Linked DNA regions of Mus musculus: region 2 is linked to region 1. The links are chromatin loops, found by intact Hi-C in ENCODE. Cell type or tissue: gastrocnemius. All regions are shown on one strand. Each heading gives the region's core, and the rest is flanking DNA. Links, peaks and the distances in the headings are about the cores only. Region 1 overlaps Slc2a13 (solute carrier family 2 (facilitated glucose transporter), member 13). Region 2 overlaps Lrrk2 (leucine-rich repeat kinase 2).

Region 1 (2,815 bases), core at 123-2,622:
AGGGATGCAGGGATGGTTTAATAAACAGAAATCCATCAATGTAATCAACTATATAAACAAACTCAAAGACAAAAACTACATGATCATCTCGTTAGATGCAGAAAAAACATTTGACAAAATCCAACACCCATTCATGATAAAAGTCTTGGAAAGATCAGGAATTCAAGGCCCATACCTAAACATAATAAAAGCAATATATAGCAAACCAGTAGCCAACATCAAACTAAATGGAGAGAAATTTGAAGCAATCCCACTAAAATCAGGGACTAGACAAGGCTGCCCACTTTCTCCCTGTCTATTCAATATAGTACTTGAAGTTTTAGCCAGAGCAATTTGACAACAAAAGATCAATGGGATACAAATTGGAAAGGAAAAAGTAAAAATATCATTATTTGCAAATGATATGTTAGTATATATAAGTGACCCAAGGCACAAAAGGAACCAACCTTGATATCTAAGCACAGAGGCCGGGATAGAGAAAAGGTAGTCTATACACATAACGAATTTTTTTTCAGCCATCAAGGAATATAATTTTACACTGTTTGAAGGAAAACAAGGGCAACCAGAGAAAATTACATCAAGTAAAGTTGAGTTAGCCTCACACTGACAAATACTGGATATCTTCTCTCATTTGTGGGTTCTTGTGTTTACTCTAAACTCACAAAACCACAGCTATATAGATGGCATTGACAGTAGAGACAAAACTGACCAAGGAAACAAAGGAAATGAATGGAAAGGGGAAGGTCGAGAAATGGGAGGGAACCCATTTAGTATAGTCTTGAACTTTCGTGAAAATTGCCTTATGTAACCCAATAAAATATAAACAATGCAAGCTTGCATTTTGAAGCATTTTAGACTTCGAATTATTTTGGATATCCAATTTGTACTTTTTCTACTTCTTTGTTTTGTTTACACACACACACACACCCACACACACACACACACACACACACACCACACTGCACACACATGCACACGAAGGTTTATTCTGTTTTTACCCTAAAAGAGAGGGGATAATGCAGTCTTCCATGGCAGTGAAACTTTCATTTGTGTTGGGAATGGGAGACCACTTGGTCACACCGCATCTACAGGTAGGAAGCAGAGAGTGAGGGAGGCAGTTACTGGCTGTGCCATCATTGGCATTCTGCGGAGGGAAGTTCTTAGTTGTGGGCTGTTTGGCACATTTGCAACCTTACCCAGAAGATTACAACAATGCCCTTTCCTGACAAGGGACAGCCAAAAAAGGGCTCCAAACATTGCTAAGTGTCCACTAGGGGGCAACGTTGCTCCTAGTTAAGATCCACTTGAGTATGGCTACCAGGAACTTTTGGTTGTTAGTAAACTTTGGGGATTCTTCTATGAGTTCAGGCTCGTGGGATTTCTTTAGGTCTATCATGAATCTTTATTGCTTTCTATGAAATTCACAAAAGTCATCTGCTAACATCCCAGACTGGGAACGAAGTTATCGGGTCCAAAGGCCAAATTAAAACACAGGCCTCCTGTTCATAATGGACTTTTTAACAAATGCTGTGTTCACTGCCATTTATGAAACAAGCTGAGAAAAGCAACAGCATAAGACCATTGACATTATGTATCTGTGAAGCATTCAGAGAGCTTCCAATTTCCAAGACCAAGTAAGTCTGTAATTTAATAAACAGATAATAGTAATGGCAAATCAAAACAAAAAGAAAAACCAGTTAGCATAAAAAGTCAATTCTGAAATAGAAAATGTTGAGGTAAAACATGCCCCGCTTCCATAACCTTGGCCTAGTTTGCTGTTTCTTAGGAGTTTCAATACAGGGAATCATAGCTCAGCATAGAGCCTGGACTTAGCAATGGATGTGAGGCCCTGGGTTCAATTCCAGCAGAGGAAAAAAAAAATTTAATCTCAGTTAAAAGATGAAAAGACATTGTAGACACAGTAAAGGAGGGAAAGATGACTGTGCTGAAACGAGTTTTCATTCATGAGTTTCAGTAATACAGATGTTTTCCTACCTACGTCATCGTGCACGCCAAAATCAAAACCACCGCCCATTTCACACTGGTGCAGGTCACCAAGGAATGGAGATAAACCATAAGCACCATGGGTATAAAACCGCCAGCCTGATGTCTCTCACACTCTGCCACATAGGGTTCAGAGAAACTGGGAACCAAGCCTTACCCTGCAGCTATAACACACAGCAAGTCTACATATACCTTATATTCTACAGATATGGTAACTGTCTGCCTGCATAGAGAACATATTGTAGGTAGGACAGACAAATAAAGTAATAAACATTATTATTTTTTAATCTCAAAGAAGGAAGGAGGGGAGGAAGAGAGAGGAGGTCTGAGGTAGATGGCAGCGGAGTGCATGCCTGACATAAAATAAGGAGCACTGGCACACATTCTCCTTAAGGAGCTCGAGAGAGTTTCACGTTGTCGGTGGTGATCAGCAGACGTGGGGCTATCTTGCGTGCCTTGGACTCTGTGTACTAGCTGATGTGACCATGCTGTTGCTTCATGTTGATGCTAAACCTGCTCCTGGGGTTACGTGGCATCAGGCTAATCAATGCCTTTCCTAGGGTGGTATGCATGCTCTAATTATAGAGTAGCCTTCCATTCACCCATCGCAGCCAATCGAAAGCATGACGAAACGGTGTTGGAGACAAGGGCCGTTGCAGGGAGCTCTCTGAGATTTTCTTCTTCTATTGTCCCCGGAACAGACCACAAAACCTAAGAAAACCGTTCTCTACTTTCTCCCCTAAAGATTCACAGGGCAGACGTCACACCGGAAGGTGTCAGGGAACCTGAACAGCCATAGTAGCGTTGCTGT
Region 2 (2,815 bases), core at 36-2,535, 280 kb after region 1:
TCTAGAGAACGCTCTGGGTACTTCAGCATGGCAAACACAATGATTGTCTCTCTGTTGGCTCTGGAGATATCAGGATGTAACCAGAGCCCTGTTAGGTTTGCATATCCCAGAGAAATTACTTACTGGGCCACAGGCGCGCACTCTCAGAACAGCTCCAATTTGGATGTTGAATGATAAACTCCCGCTGTGCACTGCAGCGCCCTGCCCTGTCAGCTCAGCTCTGTCACACTCTCACAGATTCTGGTCGTCTCAGAAATGGGCCATCTGTGGATGGGTTTGTCTCTGTAGTGCCCCAGGGGCTGGTATTTAAAAGTCCATTTCAGAAGGCGAATTTGTTTTGTAAAAGCCTGAATTTGGTTGAAGCAAGCCTGTAAGAGAGATGCTTGGGTCTGTGGTGTGGGCTGTTGCTGCTGTAGGGAGGTGACCCAGTCAGTAATCCAGGTTCAAACTCCGCTGAGACAGCTGCAAGTTATTATCCCTGTCAATCAGTAAGGCCAGATTCCTTCTATGTACATAAGAGCCTTTCAAGCAACTCCATACAGAGGAGAAAAACATGCTTCCTAGAATGGCAGTATTATTAAAAAGGAATGGGTGGTGCTAACGGCTTCCTCATTCTGGCATGCTGGTTTGAGCATGCGCTGGCTTGCTTCGCTGGTTCTTTCTGAGAGAGGCGCGTCAGCCCACCTATCTGGGACCTTGTTTCTGGGTGACGCTTGCAACCCTTCTTCAAGGAGCAGCTTTGAGTCTATTAGAGAGCACCCAGCCCCATCTCATTTGTCTTTTCCTTCCAACTTAACTCTCTCCCAATCTTTCCTTGTATTTATAAACATAAACCTATGCTCTTTAGAAGGGGTTTTGCTTTTCTTCCTTACATCGGCCCAGAAATGAGTCCGTTACCAGGCGAAAGGAGAAAGGTCAACAACGCAGTCGGTTTGAACTGCTTCCCTTTCGATTCTCTCCAGCCCATTGCCTGAGCAGCCATCTTTTTTGCTGCCTGGTACCCGCCCTTCAGTACTCCCCCCCCCCCCCCCCCCGCTTGATTTGCTTCCTGTGGGACATTCACTTGTTTCTGTAGGTCAGTTTCCTTCCTAAACTTAAAACATAATCTTGAAATTGAAGTTTTATGTCGTCTTAATTTGTGAGAAATGACGAAAAGCATGATAGTTAGTAGGATTATAGACTGTTTTTTTTGGCACAAGGGTCATATATTCCTGAATGACTGTTTGTCGAAAAATATGGAAGCAATAGTTCTGGATGCTGGAAACAAAGTTCTTGGTGCAATTAGGGAGGAGAGAGAGAGAGAGACAGTTTTGTGTTTATGTGTCACGGAAAGACAGGTTTTAGAGCCTAAGAATTCAAGTAGAAATTCTGATGGGTGGAACTAATGGAGGTCGGTTGCCCCCTGGTGGTGGTCTGAGTTAGTTATTTGGCTGCTATCTTTTTCTTCTTATTCTTTCTTTCTTTTATATATATATATAATTAGGTATTGTCCTCATTTACATTTCCAATGCTATACCAAAAGTCCCCCATACCCTCCCCCCCACTCCCCTACCCACCCACCCCCACTTTTTGGCCCTGGCGTTCCCCTGTACTGGGGCATATAAAGTTTGCAAGTCCAATGGGCCTCTCTTTCCAGTGATAGCCAACTAGGCCATCTTTTGATACATATGCAGCTAGAATCAAGAGTTGCATTTCTCTCTAAAACTAGACTTTTCATGTGAGGAAAAAAAGCCTAAAAAAGATATCTGTTATAGAAACTATTATCTCAAGACCCTCACTGAAAAATATCGCTCTCTGTCTCTCATCGACTGCTGCAGACAGTGGGCTTTTTGTCAGGTTGGGATCGTCAGCAGCTAAATAAATCGCATTTTCCAGAGTTTCAAATTCCATGAAAAAACAACTTGGTGAGGAGATGTTGTGTTTCCAGTTCTAACTCTTGATGTCTACAGTTCGGTAGTCCAATACTTGTGGTTATATTTTTATCTCAGAAAGAAATATCCCAAGCTTTCATAATAGACTTATATCTTACCCCCACCCCGGTGCTTTGCATATTAACTCAGTGTATTACAAAATGAGATCATTCATTCTTGGTTAGTTATTTGCCTTTATTTCTGAAATAGAATTTTTGTATTACTAGATAATTATTTCCATGCTATTTTATTCACAGATTTTCCCCTCCAAATTGACTCTATGTCCATAAATTTCTTACTTTAATTTCATCTTCTGTTCACTACCATTTAGATAGGTTTCACATCATGTATCATATTTAAATTTTATTAAAAAAAAAAAAAGCAAACCATGTGCACCGCATAAAAACTGTTTTGGCTGAATTTACCATATAACCTATCTGTGATTTAAATAGTTTTTTTTTAACACCTTGTCATTTGTAATTTCATAGATCCGAGATCAGCCTGTGGTTGGGCAGCTAATTCCAGATTGCTACGTAGAACTGGAGAAAATCATTTTATCAGAGCGGAAAGCTGTGCCGACTGAGTTTCCTGTGATTAACCGGAAACACCTGTTACAGCTCGTGAACGAACATCAGCTGCAGCTGGATGAGAACGAGCTCCCACACGCCGTTCACTTCCTAAATGAGTCGGGTTCGTATGCTCACCCTGGGTTCTGGTCTCCAGTGTCCCGCCATGACAGTTTGAAGAGATATCTGAACCTTGTGTGTAATCCGTATTCAAAATTTAAGAGAACGTCAATAAAATTCTTAAGCAGGTCAATGATGGATCTTTTCTATTGGAAACGCCACCATGTATATGAATATTGAATCATATACCGTATCTAAAAAAAAATGTATACTTAGAAA

What was found. A loop is a pair of places that touch in the nucleus more often than their neighbours do. Peaks named below come from ENCODE experiments on the same cell type or tissue, not always from the same donor. Only the 100,000 strongest peaks of a DNase experiment are listed, where the experiment ranks them.
Region 2: it touches region 1 in a loop (4-fold over the local background); 26 of 42 quality-filtered maps call a loop at or near these places.

The regions. Positions count from the first base shown.
Region 1 is chr15:91,476,702-91,479,516 of GRCm38, forward strand. All of the region lies in intron 3 of Slc2a13 (solute carrier family 2 (facilitated glucose transporter), member 13), which reads right to left. Among named protein-coding and RNA genes, the nearest start is that of Slc2a13, 95 kb to the right of the region's middle. In gastrocnemius, for the core only: a CTCF peak has its summit at 1,277 (motif pointing right); a DNase peak (open chromatin) is centred at 1,268.
Region 2 is chr15:91,753,392-91,756,206 of GRCm38, forward strand. Lrrk2 (leucine-rich repeat kinase 2) reads left to right here. Exons shown (of 51, transcript NM_025730.3): 32 at 2,399-2,600. Among named protein-coding and RNA genes, the nearest start is that of Lrrk2, 82 kb to the left of the region's middle. In gastrocnemius, for the core only: a CTCF peak has its summit at 1,404 (motif pointing left); DNase peaks (open chromatin) are centred at 188 and 1,399; H3K4me3 peaks cover 274 bases.